Linked DNA regions of Homo sapiens: region 2 is linked to region 1. A link is a loop called in an ENCODE intact Hi-C map of the cell type or tissue named here. Cell type or tissue: OCI-LY7. All regions are shown on one strand. Links, peaks and the distances in the headings refer to the core of each region. The heading gives the core; the rest is flanking DNA.

What was found. A loop is a pair of places that touch in the nucleus more often than their neighbours do. Peaks named below come from ENCODE experiments on the same cell type or tissue, not always from the same donor. Only the 100,000 strongest peaks of a DNase experiment are listed, where the experiment ranks them.
Region 2: a loop joins it to region 1, with 2.2 times the contacts of the local background. A loop is called at or near these places in 19 of 110 quality-filtered maps.

What each region holds. Positions count from the first base shown.
Region 1 is chr13:36,854,065-36,863,321 of GRCh38, reverse strand. All of the region lies in intron 5 of SMAD9 (SMAD family member 9), which reads left to right. Among named protein-coding and RNA genes, the nearest start is that of RFXAP, 39 kb to the right of the region's middle. In OCI-LY7, for the core only: CTCF peaks have their summits at 4,729 and 4,928 (motif pointing left); a DNase peak (open chromatin) is centred at 4,931.
Region 2 is chr13:36,922,112-36,931,368 of GRCh38, reverse strand. It overlaps the pseudogene LAMTOR3P1 and the pseudogene RPL29P28. Among named protein-coding and RNA genes, the nearest start is that of SMAD9, 6.5 kb to the right of the region's middle. RefSeq lists an enhancer at 4,716-5,217. In OCI-LY7, for the core only: a CTCF peak has its summit at 7,132 (motif pointing left); DNase peaks (open chromatin) are centred at 5,568 and 7,178; H3K4me3 peaks cover 1,610 bases; H3K27ac peaks cover 1,909 bases.

The sequences.
Region 1 (9,257 bases), core at 2,450-7,449:
CTCCAATGTGGAAAAAAATTTTTTTTTGGACATGCCACAAGCCTTGCCATAAAGCGTGTGGGTGGAAAAAAGTGTTGGCTTGGGAGATTTTAAAGCAAGGGCAGTCAGTCTTCTGTGAGATCACAGGATTCTCTCTCAGATGCTGCCATGGGTTATCTGGTTCTGAGCAGCATGGCTTCCAGGAGCACCAGCCTGAGTAAGTTATCTGCAAAATGCATTCCTCGGCTAGCAAATGAGTTAACTTGCTCTGTGGAGTTAGTTAACAGACATTAGGTTTTAGTAATATGCATTCATCTCACGAGTACTTACTGAGCATCGCCTCTCAGCCAGACTGGACACGAGGGATGCAACAGTGGAAGAAAGACCATGAGCAGGCTTCCTGGATTGCTTGCTGCTGGGGAAAGACAGACACGAAATACAACATACAGTATGTCCAATAGAGAAACACAAAGCAGGGGAAGAGAATGGAGACTTTAAACCAGCGTAACCAGGGAAGGCCTTCCTGGAAAAGTGACATTTGAGAAGATGTTACCAGAAAGGTGTCCCGATTCAGACCCCAAGAGAAGATTCTTGGAACTCACACAAGAAAGAATTTGGGGTGAGTCCATAGAGTAAACTGAAAGCAAGTTTATTAGAGAGGTAAAGAAACAAAAGAATGGCTACTCCACAGGCAGAGCAGCAGCATGGGCTGTTCGACTGATAATGTAGTTATTTCTTGATTATATGCTAAACAAAGGGTGGACTTTTTCCTTTTTCATGAGTTTTCTGGGAAAGGGGTGGAGATTTCCTGGAGCTGAGGGTTCATTTCCTTTTTAGACTATATAGGGTAACCTGGGCACGGCCATGGAATCTGTAAACTGTCATGGTGCTAGTGGGAGTGTCTTTTAGCATGCTGATGCATTATAATTAGCATATAATGAGCAGTGAGGATGACTAGAGGTCACTTTAATGCCATCTTGGTTTGGGTGGGTTTTGGCTGGCTTCTTTATGGCACTCTGTTTTACCAGCAGGGTCTTTGTGACCTGTATCTCGTGCCAACCTCCTATGTCATCCTGTGACTAAGAATTCCTAGCATCCTGGGAATGCAGCCCAGTAGGTCTCCACCTTATTTTACTCAGCCCCTATTCAAGATGGAGTTGCTCTGGTTCAAATGGCTGTGACACAGAGAGCAAGGAAGTCAGTGTTCGTGGAGCCTGAACCAGTCTGTCAGGTTAAATTTTAGAGCTCCCTGGCTGAGGAGAGGGGGTCCATTCAAATTGTTGCGGGGCCTTCCAGTTTTATTTTTGGTTTACAATATGATCTGACTTTACACTTTCGAAAAGATTGCCTGGCTGTTCTATTGAGATTAATTAGACGGTGATGGGCAAGGATGGAAGATTTTTTTTTTTTTTTGAGACGGGAGTCTTGCTCTGTCACCCAGGCTGGAGTACAATGAAACGATCTCAGCTTACTGCAACCTCTGCCTCCAGGGTTCAAGCGATTCTCCTGTCTCAGCCTCCTGAGTAGCTGAGATTACAGGCGCACACCACCACACCCAGCTAATTTTTGTATTTTTAGTAGAGAAAGGGTTTCTTCATGTTGGCCAGGCTGGTCTCGAACTCCTGACCTCGGGTGATCCCCTGCCTTGGCCTCCCAAAGTGCTGGGATTACAGGTGTAAGCCACCCCACCTGGCCTGAATATATCATTTTTAAAAATTCTTTTTAGTGACCAGACGCAGTGGCTCATGCCTGTAATCCCAGCAATTTGGGAGGCCAAGGCAGGCAGGTCACCTGAGGTCGGGAGTTCGAGACCAGCCTGGCCAACATAGTGAAACTCTGTCTCTACTAAAAATACAAAAAATTAGCCGGGTGTGGTGGCGGGTGCCTGTAATACCAGCTACGCAGGAGGCTGAGGCAGGAGAATCACTTGAACCCAGGAGGTGGAGGTTGCAGTGAGCCAAGACTGTGCCATTGCACTCCAGCCTGGGCAATAGTGCAAGGCTCCATCTCAAAAAAAAAAAATTCTTTTTATTATAGTTAATGATGAGCCATTCCCCTACCCAGTAGATATCAATTAGCCTTCACACCATTTCTGGCTTTTATTCCTTGTGACTTAAATTAGCTAAATGGCTGGCCCTGCTAAAGGAAGGTCATGTTGCCACCCTGTCAGCACTGCGTGCATTTTGAGTTTTGTTTTCTCTAGTGGTGATGATGGGTCCTCATTTACCCCACTTACCATCTAGTGGGTATGTCCCTGAGGTAGAGGGGCTGGTAGAAAGCATTTATTTGTAGCCATGCAGCAGTTAACTGGTACAAAGGGACTGAACTTATGACTTTGACCTCACTAGCAAGATGCTTTAAATAGCTACTAACAGTTAGCACTAGCACACCAAAAGCTACCACTTAAATGTCAAAGGCAATACCTTGGGCAGCCTGGAACATCTCATTCCAGTGTGGGATCTATCCATATTCTTCCTTAGAAACTAGGCAGACCACTTGAACTCTCTACAATGACATATCAAATAATAATAATATGATGATGATGATAGCTACCCCCACTGATTACCTAATATCTAAGAGACACGCTGGTGGCCGGGCGTGGTGGCTCATGCCTGTAATCCCAGCACTTTGGGAGGACGAGGCGGGTGGATCATGAGGTCAGGAGATCGAGACCCTCCTGGCTAACACACTGAAACCCCGTCTCTACTAAAAAATACAAAAAAAAATTAGCCGGGCGTGGTGGCAGGCACCTGTAGTCCCAGCTACTCGGGAGGCTGAGGCAGAAGAGTGGCGTGAACCCAGGAGGCAGAGCTTGCAGTGAGCCGAGTTGGTGCCACTGCACTCCAGCCTGGGCGACAGAGCGAGACTCCATCTCAAAAAAAAAAAAAAAAGGTAAAAAAATTTCTCCCTTTGTGGGAGAAAATAAGTGATAACCATTAACCCTGGTTATTGAACTTTCTGAGATAGATCAAGCGTATCCTGAAAATAATTATCACATATTCCAAATCATTGCATTGTTTTTGGAATTGGGCTTTTTTTAAACCATTTTATGAATCTTTATTTTCTTGTATATCTCAAGTTCTGTATAATTCTAGTAATTCTTCTTGTTTTATGAAAGGAATTATCTTGACATAAGGATTTCACCAGTCAGCTCCTTGCAGAGATGTTACCGGAAAGCGGTCCTGACCCAGACCCCAAAAGAAGGTTCTTAGATCTCTCACAAGAAAGAATTTAAGGCAAATCCATAGAGTAAAGTGAGGGCAAGTTTATTAAGAAAGGAAAGGAATAAAGAATGGCTGCTCCATGGACAAAGCAGCCACCAGGGCTACTGGTTGCCTATTTTTATGGTTATTTCTTTTTTTTCTTTTTTCTTTTTTTTTTTGAGATGGAGTTTCGCTCTTGTTGCCCAGGCTGGAGTGCAATGGCACAATCTCGGCTCGCCTCAACCTCTGCCTCCCGGGTTCAAGCGATTCTCCTGCCTCAGCCTCCTGAGTAGCTGAGATTACAGGCATGTGCCACCATGCCCTCCTAATTTTGTATTTTTAGTAGAGATGGGGTTTCTCCACATTGCTCAGGCTGGTCTCAAACTCCCGACCTCCGGCAATCCACCCGCCTCGGCTTCCCAAAGTGCTGGGATTTCAGGCGTGAGCCACCGTGCCTGGCTGGTTATTTCCTGATTATATGCTAAACAGTGGGTAGATTATTCATGCCTCCCCTTTTTAGACCATATAGGGTAACTTCCTGATGTTACCATGTTCGCCATGGCATTTGTAAATTGTCATGGCACTGGTGGGAGTGTAGTAGTGAGAATGACCAGAGGTTACTCTCATCGCCATCTTGGTTTTGGCCAGCTTCTTTATTGCAGCCTGTTTCATCAGCAAGGTGTTTATGACCTGTATCTTGTGCCAACCTATCTCATCCTATGACTTAGAATGCCTACCCGTCTGGGAATGCAGCCCAGTAGGTCTTAGCCTTATTTTACCCAGCTTCTACTCAAGACGGAGTCACTCTGTTTCAAACTCCTTGGGCAGAGGGTCTGCATGTCCAGGTGGTATTTGGGTTGCTTCCTTTCCCAATGGATTTCACTTCCCTGTCTCAAAATAGTCCTTTTGTTCTGCCTCTGAACACATGTAAGGCTTCTCATCTTAAAAAAAGCAAATCCTAAAAAATATTTTAACATAGGATGCAATGTCACACTGTTACAGTCATTAAACTTGATGTTGCAGAATACTTAATATCCTGAGAAAATGTTCACAAGATATTATTAACTGAAAACAAGTTTTAAAACATCCTGTAGAGTATGATCCCAATTTTCTTCTTAAAAATGCACATGGCTGAGCATGGTGGCTCACACCTGTAATCCCAGCACTTTGGGAGGTCGAGGTGGGTGGATTGCTTGAGCGTAGGAGTTCATGACCAGGTGGGCAACATGGTGAGACCCTGTCACTACAAAAAATACCAAAAAGTTAGCTGAGTATGGCGGCGTGCATCTGTAGCCCCAACTAGGCAGGAGACTGTCTCAAAAACACATAAAAAAGACTGAAAAATGTTAATAGCTAATAACTAATAGATGTTAGCTTTGATTATTTCTGGGCTGTGGATTTGTGGCTGATTTTTCTTTTCTGTCTGTATTTTCTAAATTTTCTATAGTGGGCTTTCTTGATCCTGTGAGGATGGGGTGGGCATGGTGTGTAAGGGTGCTCTGGAAGGCAGCAGCAGTGGTAAGGGAGACACCTCACAGTGCAGCCCAGGCAGAGTGGCTGCGTGTTTGAGTGACAGTATGGGACATGCCGTGTAGTACAGTTGGACCCAAACAAGCTTGTTTATCATGTTGTCCTGAGAAACTTGGTCATCAGGGGCAGTCTTGGAGGACCAGCCTTGCTATCAGCCCAGAGGTGACTTTGTGTGAGTTAGGAAAAGGTGCCTCTTCCTCAAGAGAAATTACTGCCATCTGCTGGGAAAGGATTGTAATAATTACACAAAGCTCTGAAGACTAGGAGGCAAACCCTGGTTTGCAGTGGTTGTGCAGTGCACAACGGTAGGCACAGTCCTCTGGAAGACCTGCCTCCATCCTCTGACCTAGGCCCTGGTGTGGATCTGGAAAAATGTATTTTTATATTATTAGTATTTTTTTTTACCACCCATTAAAACTTTTTTATTGTGGGAAATTTCAAATAGGAAAACAGAGAGGGGAATATAATGAGTCTTCATCTTAGTATCTCCGGCTTCAATAAAGATTCACATTCTGTGCCGTTCTTTTTCATCTATCGCTCTACAGTATTTTTGCTAGAATATTTTAGAGCAAATCTCATGCTTCATATCCTTTTTCCCATCTATTGGAGTTTATATCTAACTATATAAGAAATAATACCATTATTACACTCAGAAATATATATATTTTCTTAAAGCTTCTAAAATAGCTGTGCAGAAGAAAAGGCAACAAAGGCAAGGGGAAGATTAATTACAAACTCGAGAGGAGGCGTTGTGCTTGTGTTGGGACGTTTAGGTTTTGTCCTAAGAGGAGTGGAGAGGCTTCTGCATCTTCTGTGCAGGACACTCTGCCTTTTATGGTGATCTTTTTGCCTCCCTCCCAGTAAGGAGGGTATCCCTGCACCTTCCTTCTACTTTGGGACACTGACTTCTTCCTCTGTTAGTAGGTTCCAGAGATTGGCACACTCTCACCAGCCTGCCCAACCTGCCCTCTTCCCAGTCATTTCCTGTCATTCAAGGCAAAAGAAGAGGATTGAAAGGGGACACACTATTGTAGTTCCACCCAGCAAACCCAAATTAAACCCAAGGTTCTTCTAGTCCTCATTAACCACAACACAGGACTCCACACTCCATGATCTCATAAAAAGTGGGTGGCAGTCACACACAAATGGAAAGTTCAGATAAAGAAAGACACAGCCCAAGCAGATACAGAGCCCAAGATGTGGGTGGAACTTGCTTGAGGGCTGCATTGCCAGTGTTCTCTTTATGATCTCAGGCAGTACTTCCTTTGGGGCATTTATTCCTTATTGCTAGGAGTTAGAACAGGCTGCAGGATTGTAACACTAGCTTTTCCTTCCACTTCTAATGCTACTAAATTACAATAATGAACATATTAATGGCATATTTGATTGCAACTAACAGGTGTGATGTCTCTTTTAAGCATTTCATACAGAACTGTCAGAATGTAGGCTGCAGTAAAATCTGCACATGTTCATGCTTTTCCTGTACCGTTTTAAAGGAATATCACTGGCTAGGCATGGTGGCTCATGCCTGTAATCTCAGCACTTTGGGAGGCCGAGGCAGGTGGATCACCTGAGGTCAGGAGTTCGAGACCAGCCTGCCCAACATGGCAAAACACCATCTCTACTAAAAAGACAAAAAATTAGCCAGGTGTGGTGGCAGGCGCCTGTAATCCCAGCTACTCGGGAGGCTGATGCAGGAGAATCGCTTGAACCCGGGAGGCAGAGGTTGCAGTGAGCCGAGATCGCGCCACCCCATCTCCAGCCTGGGTGACAAGAGGGTAACTCCATCTCAAAAAAAAAAAAAAAAAAAAGTGCAGGTCACCCGGCCTCACCCTGGACCTGCTGAAGTAGTGATCTGTTTTAATAAGCCCTGCAAGTGGTCTTAGTGCAAGCTAAGGTTTAAGAACCACTGCTCTACTCTGTGGTGATCTTGAATCTGACACTGGCGTTTAAAGCTACTATTCTGGCCTACCAAATGGATGCAAATAACATTGTTGGCCTACTTGACTCCTCCTCAGATGCTGGTGTCTCTAGCCAGAATCTGGCCTCCCTCACCCTGAGGCTGGGTTCCACCCTTTTCTGGTGTTTCTGGGCGGGCTCCGCATGCTGGTCCCATTGGCTCTGCTCTTCTCTCTCTGGATGCTGGACGACTGCCTACCTGCCCAGGCTCTTCTCTGCATTGGTAGCTTTGCCAAAGTGGACTGTGGTTGCAGATGACCTGAACAGGATTGAAAACCAACCCCTGAAGATAGATAACAGACTCAGATAACAAAAAAATCGTATTTATCTTATGTAATAGGTTTTGAGAGGATTACATATTTGAAGGTCATTCAATTCACATACCGACTAAATCCTTAGCAGCTCCACTCTGGCCCCTTCACCTGCTTTCCCTCTTGAAAAAACCTCCGCCCACCCTCACAAGGCAGGTCTTTCCCCTTTGGAGCCCACAGGGGTTGTTGTAAGAGGCGGTGTTTGCATTTTGCCCTGGCCTGGGGTTCTCTTTATGATCGTGAGGGTCCAGCCAAGTAACTCTCCCAGCCAGTTAGGACCATCCTTCTGCCCCCTGGCACCACCACCTAGGCCCTGGGGTTAGGGCCCAAGGCCATTCAGGAGAGTGGGTAACAGCGATGAGATAGAGGAGGGAGAGGAAGGCTGAGGGAAGCGGAGAAGGGGAGCCAGTCTCTGACTGAGGAAGAGGAGAGGCAGTGACAGGACAGTCGTGGACTGGATATCCAGGGCTGTGCTTTAGCTGTGCGACCCTGGCTCAGTTTCTTCAGAGTGATGTGGTTGGGATACATACTACTCAAAATTGTTCTTTTCTAAAATTTTATTAAGGGAAAAGGAAACAATAAATATGGTGGGATGTAATCACATATAATGCAGAACTGCCTCAAGTGCTACTTAGGACCTGACAAAGAAACTCCCAGCAGCTATGTCAGTAACGTTTCCTAGATTCAGAGTCATGCACACGAGGCCCTGAGCAGCCCTGGAAGCTGTGAGTTCTGTTCTTTAAAAGTTTCACAATTAGACCCCAAATATATAAGTATATTCTGGATTGTTTCTACAAACACCTTATAACTGCATAGTGATCATATGTATAATCACATTGACTTCTAGTGCTGGAGACTTTTTTTTCCCCATCAAAAGTGGGAGTAAAATTGTTCTGATATTTAATATTCACTAGACTAGAATTTCTTCATTTTTTTCTAACATCAGTCCCTCGCTATACATTTATATTAAATCTCAAACCCAGACATTTAGAGGGAAAGGATCAACTAAAATTTAATTTGGAATGGAAATTAGCATGAGCAGCAACATTCTCAGGATGCTTTTCTTTTTTTTTTTTTTTTTTTTTTTTGAGATGGACTCTCACTCAGTCGCCCAGTCTGGAGTGCAGTAGTGGCGTGATCTTCGCTCACTGCAGCCTCCGCCTCCCAAGTAGCTGGGATTACAAGCGTGTGTCCCCATGTCCACTTAATTTTTGTATTTTTTAGTAGAGACAGGGTTTCACCATGTTGGCCAGGCCAGACTTGAGCTCCTGATCTCAAGTGATTCACCTACCTTGACCTCCTAAAGTGCTGGGATTGCAGGTGTGAGCACCCAGCCTCAAGATGCTCTTTTGAACTTTAATTCCAAGAATATTAGATAAAGTGATGTAGGCTATATTTTGCTTATGAGTTTTTATATTACTGTATCTGAAAATGTAGAAATTTCACTTCACAAATCAAAATAGACATTATTTATATGATTTATATTAGTGGATGACAAATTTAATTGAAATAGATCTCTGAGGTATTTGTTAAGAGAAACAGATTTATAAGTATTGGTAAATTTTTTAAGTGTCTTTTATTGTTTCCTCTGAGGTAGGTTTAATATGTGCACTTAAGTTACATTTTCATGATATTAACTGTGTCCAGTTTTAAATTTTAAAATTTGTGGGCTGGGTGCAGTGGCTCATGCCTGTAATCCCAGCACTTTGGGAGGCCGAGGCGGGTGGATTACTTGAGGTTGGGAGTTTGAGACTAGCCTGGCCTGGCCAACATGGTGAAACCCCGTCTCTACTAAAAAACAAAAATTAGCCAGCTGTGTTGGCGGGCACCTGTAATCCTAGCTACTCAGGAGGCTGAGACAGGAGAATCACCTGAGCCCGGGAGGCAGAGGTTGCAGTGAGCTGAAATCGTGCCACTGCACTCCAGCCTAGGCGACAGAGCGAGACTCCGTCTCAAAAAAAAAAAAATAAAATTTGTGTATGTACAATGAAGGATTACTTGATTTTTTTGTGTGATATATTCACTTCATTTCTAATATTATAAAACCTTATTTTTGGAACAAATAAACAGGAATGATGGGAGGAATAGTATATGAGACCTTACTGACTGGTTCTTGGGAGTGATTGTTAACATGGGTTGCAATCCACTTTTATTTTTTTATTTTTATTTATTTATTTTTTTGAGATGACATCTTGCTCTGTCACCCAGGCTGGAGTTCAGTGGCGCTACCTTGGCTCACTGCAACCTCTGCCTCCCAGGTTCAAGCAATTCTCCT
Region 2 (9,257 bases), core at 4,218-9,217, 66 kb before region 1:
CTCAAAAAAATAAAAAAGACTTTATTTCTCCACTCAAACTTCTCACTCTAAGAGTAATGCAAAAACTAATGAACAGGCCGGGCGCAGTGGCTCGCGCCTGTAATCCCAGTACTTTGGGAGGCCGAGGCCGGTGGATCACGAGGTCAGGCGATCGAGACCATCCTGGCTAACACGGTGAAACCCCGTCTTTACGAAAAACACAAACAAAAAATTAGCTGGGTGTGGTGGCGGGCGCCTGTAGTCTCAGCTACTCGGGAGGCTGAGGCAGGAGAATGGCATGAACCCGGGAGGCAGAGCTTGCAGTGAGCTGAGATCGTGCCACTGCACTCTAGCCTGGGTGACAGAGCAAGACTCTGTCTCAAAAAAAAAAAAAAAAAAAACAACGAATGAACAAATAAGTATCAGGGTTTGTTTCCTTCTATGTCTATTTAAAAATTTATTCATTTTAATTGATAAAAATTGTATATATTTATGGTATAAAACATGATGTTTTGAAATATGCATGCATTGTGTAATGGCTAAATTAAGCTAATTAACATATGCATCACCTCACACACTCATCATTTATTTGTGATATATATAGTTAAAATCTACTCTCTTAGCAATTTTCAAGTATACAATGCATTGTTATTAACTATAGTCACCAGTCACCATGTTGTATAATAGTTTTCCTGATCGTATTCCTCCTGTAAATGAAATTTTCTATCCCTAAATTTTTTTTTTTTTTTTTTTTTTTTTTGAGACTGGGCCTTGCTCTGTCACCCAGCCTGGAGTGCAGTGGTGGGATCTCGGCTCTCTGCAACATCCATCTCCTGGGGCTCAAGTGATCCTTCCACCTCAGCCTCCCGAGTAGCTAGGACTACAAGCACATGTCACCAAGCCCAGATAATTTTTGTATTTTTTTTGTAGAGACAGGGTTTCACCATGTTGCTCAGGCTGGTCTCGAACTCCTGTGCTCAAGTGATCTGCCTCCTAAAGTGTTGGGATTGCAGGCACGAGCCACTGCACCTGGCTCCTAACTATTGTCAACAGAGGGCTAAAAAATAGACCTAAGACTCATTAAATGATATGTGAACCAATAGAAAAGACATGGAATCAACCCAAATGCCCATGAACAAGACTGGATAAAGAAAATGTGGTATATATATGCCATGGAATACTATGCAGCCATAAAAAGGAATGAGATCATGTCCTTTGCAGTGACATGGATGAAGTTGGAAGCCATTATCCTCAGCAAACACACACAGGAACAGAAAACCAAATATTGCATGTTCTCACTTATGAGTGGGAGCTAAACAATGAGAACACATGGACACAGGGAGGGGAACAACACACATTGAAGCCTGTTGGGAAGGGAGGGTGGGGAGAGGGAGAGGATCAGGACAAATAGCTAATGGATGCTGGTCTTAATACCTAGGTGATGGGTTGATAGGTGCAGCAAACCACCATGGCACACATTTACCTATGTAACGAACCTGTACATCCTGCGCTTGTACCCCAGAACTAAAATTAAAAATTTTAAAAATGATATGTGAACATAGAAATACATCATCAAGGAAGAAAAGTGATTAGGTCAAATGTTTAAGATTCTGTGTGCACATGAAACATTTTATGTGTACAGAAAATGCTTTTAGAGATATTCTTTTATTAGCATTTAAAGTATTTTGAATATCTCTTTAATTTCTCCTAGGGTTCTATAAATTAAAGTTAAATGAAAGAGCAATGTGTGGATCGAAGAGCATAAGATTTATTAGCCATTATAAAGATGATAATACCATGAAAATGGCAAAAAGGCAACGTGTTAATCACTTCACAGTTATGAGGAAAAAAATTAGCACATTTCAGACAGGCAGCACACAGACAGGGGTCTTGCTGGTCTCATGGCTTCAGCCTGTCCTTTAAAGGAAAGGAGAGACATTTTCTAGCCAATTTGAGGCCAAAACTTGGCTTTAAACTAAGGGTTTGTTTTCCCGTTATTAGCGGTAAACCCCAACTATTATTCTGAGCTTCCCTAGGTTGTTGCTTTTATTTCAGAAAGTATTACACAGCTTCCAAATCAAAATTAAATTTATCTTTAACTTAAATAGCTGCTATTCAAAAAGAATGGGGCCCATTTAGTTCTATGGGGATCAGGTGTCACAAAATCAAACACCCCCATCACAAACTACAAAAATATATAAAAATGAAATAAATAAATAAAATTTAAATGTAAAAAAGCCCTTATAATGGGATTAGAGTCTGTGCCACATATACCGTCAAATAATTAAATCCCACGTAAAAATAAGAATAAGCCTTAGTTTTACCCTTACAGTGGAAGTTTTGTGGATCATACTCTGTCTCTTCAGCCCCTTTAACATGCCTGCCACTTCTCTATGAACATGCATCACCACCCAGTCCACCCTCACTACACACACACACACACACACATACACACACACACTACTGTTAGTCTTCCAAAAAAGAGTCCAGGGGCAGGCATTGTTTTCTCCTTCATTGCTCTGCACTTGGGATATCAAAAACTCAAGCCCAAGCCCAGGATCCATTATCCTATTCTCTTCTTCTACTCATAGTAAATCTTCCTACATTTCATAAGTATTTAATGAGCATTTACTATGTGCCAGACACAGTTTTAGCTGTGAGAAATGAGAGCAAAATCAGACACACTCTTCATTCTTTTTGATGTTATAATTAATTAAAGGGGACTGATATTAATCAAATAGTTAAATTATATATCAATGTGGAACAACAGTGTTGATTATGAATGAGAAAGATATAGGCCACATGAGATGACAAAACAGAGGATCTAAGTCAGAGAAGACCAAGAAGGCTTCTCTAGGATGTGACACTTAAACTGGGATGCAGAGGAAGGGAAGTCACTAATGAGGCAAGGAGGGGAAGAAGGAGCACTCTACAAGGAAGCCCAGGTGAAATTTCAACTGGGAGCTGATGGTTGAGTAAGTCCTGCCACTTAATTAAGTAGAAGGCTTTCTGTTCTTTTTTATTTATGGCATATTCATTCATTTATTGATTTAATTTATTAAAATCTTTGTGGGTTTGTTAAGGGCAGCAGAGGTATCAAGAACGAGAAGCAAATATGCCATCAAAAGCACAAGCAATAAAAGCAAAAATAGACAAATGGGACAACATCGAACTTAAAAAACGTCTGTGCATCAAAAGAAACATTCAACAGAATAAAAAAATCAACCTACAGAACGGGAGAATATATTTGCAAATCACATATCTGATAAGGGTTCATCTTCAGATTACATAAGAAACTCCTACAACTGGACATCAACAACAACCACAATTACAACCAGAATAAAACATTGGCAAAGGACTTGAACAGACATTTCTCTAAAGAAGGTATACAAATGCCAACAGGCATGCGAAAAGATGTTCAACAGCACTATTCATAAGAGAAATGCAAATCAAAGCCACAACGAGCCATCTTCTCGCACCCTGTAGGATGGTCACTGTCAAAAGAACACAAAATAACAAGAGTTGGCAAGGATGTAGAGAAATTGGAACCCTTGTGCACTGTTGGTGGGCGTGTAAAATGTGGCAGCCATTGTGGACAACAATACAGCGTTTTCTCAAAAAATTAAAAACAGAATTACTGTTTGCTCCAACAATCCACTTCTGGATATATATCCAAAGAATTCAAAGCAGAATCTCAAAGAGATACTTGCACACCCATGTTCATTTTTTCACACCAGCCACAAGGCAGAAGCAACTCAAATGTTCACTGATGAATGGATAAAGAAAATATGGTATATACACGCAATAACAGAATGTTATACAGCCTTAAAAAAATAAAGAAATCCTGTCACATGCTACAGCATGGATAAACCTCCAGGACATTATGCTAAGTGAAATAAGCCGGTCACAAAAAGACAAATACTGTACGACTCTACTCATATGAAGTATCCAAATCAGTCAAAAATCACAGAGACAGAAAGTAGAAAGGTAGTTTCTAACCGGGGGAGAGGGCATTAGTGATTAATAGGCATTGAGTTTCAATTTTGCAAGATAAAAAAGTTCTAGAGATCTGTTGCTGCAAGACAATAGTTAAGACTACTGAACTATACATTTAAAAAAATTAAAGACATTAGCTTCCACTTCCAGGAAGCCACGGCTTACGATGCAGACATGTCTAAGTCCAAGAACCACACACACAACCAGTCCCAAAAACTGCACAGAAATGGCATCAAGAAACTCTGATCACAAAGATATGAATCTCTCTCTTTTATTTTTTTGAGACGGAGGCTTGCTCTATTGCCCAGGCTGGAGTGCAGTGGCTGGATCTTGCCTCACTGCAACCTCCGCCTCCCGGGTTCAGGCAATTCTCCTGCCTCAGCCTCCCGAGTAGCTGGAAGTACAGGTGCCCGCCACCACGCCTGGCTAATTTTTTGTATTTTTAGTGGAGATGGGGGTCTCACTGTGTTAGCCAGGATGGTCTCGATCTCCTGACCTCATGATCCACCTGCCTCGGTCTCCCAAAGTGTTGGGATTACAGGCCTGAGCCACTGCGCCCAGCCGATATGAATCTCTTAAGGGGGATGGGCCCTGAGTTCCTGAGGAACATGTGCTTTGCCAAGAAGCACAACAAGAAGGGCCCAAAGAAGATGCAGGCCAACAGTGCCAAGGCCATGAGTGCACGTGCCAAGGCTATCGAGGCCCTCGTAAAGCCCAAGGAGGTTAAGCCCAAGATCCCAAAGGGAGTCAGCTGCAAGCTTGATCGACTTGCCTATATTGCCCTACCCCAAGCTTGGGAAGTATGCTAGTGCCCTCATTGCCCAGGGGCTCAGGCTGTGCTGGCCAAAGGCCAAGGCCAAGGCCAAGGAATAAATCAAGACCCAGACTGCAGCTCCAGCTCCAGTTCCAGCTCAGGCTTCCTAGGTGCCCAGCCTCCCACAAAGGCTTCAGAGTAGAGATCTTTGTCTTTGTCTGCCAACGTGAGGACAGAGGACTAGCGCGACACCCCCGGGCTGCCGTGTACATGGGGTTGGTGTTCTCCTGTGCTATTTGTACAAATAAATCTGAGGCAGGAAAAAAAAAATCAGACATTAAAAAAAAGTCAGTCTCATCTAGTCCCTAAAATGGTTCCAAATAACATATTACTAAGCACATTTTTAAATAAATGAATAAATCTGATTAACTCCAATAGTAACATGAATTTAACTGAAATAATAAAGGTGCGTTTCAAAATTTTTTTAAAAAGAATGATAGTCAACAAAACACTGAATTAATGATTAAAAGGTCACCGGTGACCTCTAAGAATATTAGAACAGCACTGAAATCAAACAGTGCACAGCGGAAGACAAAAGCCAGATTTGGTGAAATTAGGAAGGGTGGGGTGGCAAGGAAGAAGAAACAAATATCAGCCCTCCTTGTGAAGTCTGACAGTGGAAGAAAGGCCAAATATTGTGTCGGTTTGAGAAAGGGTTTGTTCTCTCCCAGGACGAAAAGCTCTAATTTGATTGATTTCATGACCTTGGTTATTGTTTCTCTCTCATAGAACAAAAAGAGAGATGCCAAATGGACTTAAGAGAAGTGAAACCCAGAGGCTGCAAATTGTTAGCCAAACTTGGTTCACCATAAAACCCAGGTGGGTTGCAAAATATTTTAAGTTGTGGTTGGGCACAGTGGCTCCTGCCTGTAATCCCAGCACTTCGGGAGGCCGAGACGGGCGGATCACCTGGAGATAAGGAGTTCGAGACCAGCCTGATCAACACAGTGAAACCCCATCTCCACTAAAAATACAAAAATTAGCTGGGCATGGGGGCATGCACCTGTAGTCCCAGCTACTCGGGAGGCTGAGGCAGGAGAATTGCTTGGACCCACGAGACGGAGGTTGCAGTGAATCTAGATCACACCACTGCACTCCAGCCTGGGCAACAGAAAAAAACTATTTTAAGTTGTAAGATTTTCCATAAAATTCTGGATGTCTGTTATCTCTTGAAAGGATATTCTTATTCTCACACGGCCACAGCTGGCTGGAGCTGCATAGCAATCGCTCCCTTTAGAATGGCAAAGCCACATCTGTCTTCTAATTACTTTCCGAATATTTTTCACCACATACTAAACATTTCATTCATTCGACCAATATTTATTGAGCACCTACTATGTGCCAGGCATTGTTCCAGGCTGTGGGGATACAAGTAGTGAGCAAGACCAGCCTTCTAACAGAGGAGCCAGTCAAAACAAACATATACATAGTTTATATAATTTCATGTAGTGATGCTGCTCTGAGGTGGAAAAAGGTAAATACATTTTAGGAACAATTGTGGGAAGAGGAGGGTGATTTTCTTTTATCTTTTTTCCCCAAAGCATAGTTTCCTGCTTCATAGTACTTATTAACCAATTTCTTCTAAAGGTAGCATTTCCTCCCGTCTTCGGTCCTTGATTCCTCCAGTTTTTTTTTTTTGCCAAAGTTTATTGATTATCTCTTCAAAGTGTCCATAAATACATCTCCTCCTCACTTTTCTAGAATCCCACAGACGCCCATCACCTCATGCCTAGAATGTTGCAATGGCTTCCTAATTGGTCTCCTTACCTCTTCTCTCTACAAACTTTTCTCCCTCAGCCCCTTCCACCTTCTAGCCTGTGTAGATTATTCTTCCTGGGATGTCACTGCCCATGTTCATCACTTTTCAACTCCACTTCAAGTTCCAGGACAACAATGAGGTGTAAAAACCTGGGCGTTGGAGAAAGGCAGCCTGGAGGGGATAGTCTGTGTGTCCCTCAGGTTCCTCAACGTAAAATGCAGATGATAATTCTCCCGTGAGAGGTCATGAGAGGGAAATGAGAGGAGGTGTGGGAAGCGCCAGTCCAGTTCCCGGTTGGGGGACTCTCACAATGGAGGCAGCATCTGATCCTCACTGCTGAGTCAAGATGGTCCATTGCTCTCTTGTCTCAATCCTTTAGAATGTATTTGGTGATGAACTGCTGTGTTAACATTGTTTTTCTTATCTATCCAACTAGTTTGACAATTCTCTTAGGAAAACTGAGGCTTTTCTACTCAAAGCCTCAGGGAATTCTGCACATAGTAGGCATTCTGCCTTCATGATTGAACAAGTTGGGCCTGCATTAGAGTGTCAGGCCAGGGTGGCAAGTGGGCTGAAGTGCAGCCTGCACTCTGCTGTGAGGCTGACACCTGCAGGGCTGCACCCACTCAGGCAGGGTGGAGGCCCAGGGGGGTGCAGGACAGTAAGTGTTCATGCTCTCAAGTTGGAGCTAAAATTTCGACCCTGTGAAGACCTCCCTGACACCTCCCTGTGCCCACTCCCCTACGGTGACACACAAAGTTGTGTGATAATCGTTGGTAGATGTATCTCTCTCTTAGGCTGCCTTTACTAAGGGCCAGTGCTCTGTGTTCATATAGTTAATTCGGGTGCCTGGTACTTAGGAAAGCATTCAATAGTGATTATGGAATGAAAGATGACTTTCAAGGAAAGTCCGAATGGGAGGCAGAAAAACTGCAGCATCAGGACAGAGTTACAGATAAAATTTAGAAAGGAGACTTGAGGTGGGAGGAGTGTGGAGGCTATGATTCCTAGTTATTACTCTGAGTGGAACCATTATCATGCTAGCTCAAACTTAAGGTACAAGAGACGTACAAAGCAGAATCTTTGCATCCATGGATGACTACAGACTTTGTTACAATCTGTTATTTTTTTATTTTTTAATACTATTTTATGTATACTCACATGAAAAAATGGTTATACTATCATGTTTACATAATACTAATATTGGAAACAGAATTCAGTAACCAATTACATTTAAATTTTATAAAGAACACACAAACATTAAAACACTGATTAGTTATAGAAAGCAGAGTTTGAGGAAAAACCATTAGCTATAATTTTTATTTTCATTAAAGAGCAGCACCCTCTGAGAAGAATCAAACCAATCAGTAATATTCATCTATATCATAAAGTAATAAGTACAAAGGAAAGCTAGTGACTGTACTGATTTTATTGCTTTTACTAAGCCATTTTATGTTCCTCACACTCAATGAGAAGAAATAAAACATAATCTGAAGAAAAATATCTCATTATTATTCGCAATAAAAAATCTGCTTCATTCTGCAGGCCTGGGCAGATTGTACAATAGAGAGCACTTAATGGCTCAAATGGATCAATGTACCAGTTTGATTCTGATCCACGGAATAGAATCTCATCCATATTTGGTGGCTGGACTAACTCCATGGGTGCTGTGACAGACTGAACTATTTTTGTGGTATCCCCAGATCTCACTAAATAAGAAAAGACCCTACACCAGAAAATATAACAATCAATCCGTCCATAAATTTTATCTATATGCTTGCTCTTCAGTATAAGTTGGAAAAAGAGGCCCTTTCTTGAGGACATGGATAAAAGTATTATGGTCTAAAGATTGCTGGATCGATATTGTGTTGTTATAATAAAGATAAGGTACACATTGAAACCACTGTCTGATTAAGAAACTTCCACAACTTGTCTCAATTCTTCAAATAATGGAGTAAGTTTCTTTTCTAGGCTGACAATTAGTTCTGTATTGGCATTGCTGCTGGCTATGAAACTCACCACCAAAGGTAAATGATTTAACTGAATCACCAGGTAGGTGTAACAGTAACAGATGATACTTTTATTTTTTGAAAGTCCAAGTTTGCTCCCGTGGTCTGTTGCAAGGGCAAAAGTAGGTAAGAAACCAGGTCTCAAAGCATGCTCTGGAGCATTATCAATGGCCACTTTAATAACAGGTACTCCAACTCTGACACAACAATAGCATGGAGCCCTTCAACACTTTGTAACATTTGATACATGAATCGCTTTAGGTCATCCGCCATGATGAACCCCCTTCTCTTGCAGGATCAATCTCCTTGCCTGGGGTTTCTGGGCTGCCCGGTTCTCTCCACTGTCACTTCAGGAACAGCTTCAAAGACCACAGTCTGGTTTTATGCTGGGTATATGGCAAATGCAAAGAATTGGCTCTCTCTTGGGGTAAGGAAGCTGCCCTTCCTACCACTGTTTTATAGCCTGAGGGAGTTCGTGTTAGGCCAAGACCTTATCATCTTTCAGAAAACAGATTTCAGTTTTGCCGTGGTTTTGAGGTCCTGAACCAAAATTTCACTGGCGGTTCTACCAAATCACAACCTCTGAGTCTCTCCTTTCATATGATTCCCATAACAGAATGTTTTGGTGGAAGTTCTATTAAGCAGTAAAACCACAGCCAATCAAGAAATCACTGGGAAAGATAAAGCGAAGTCTAGCTTT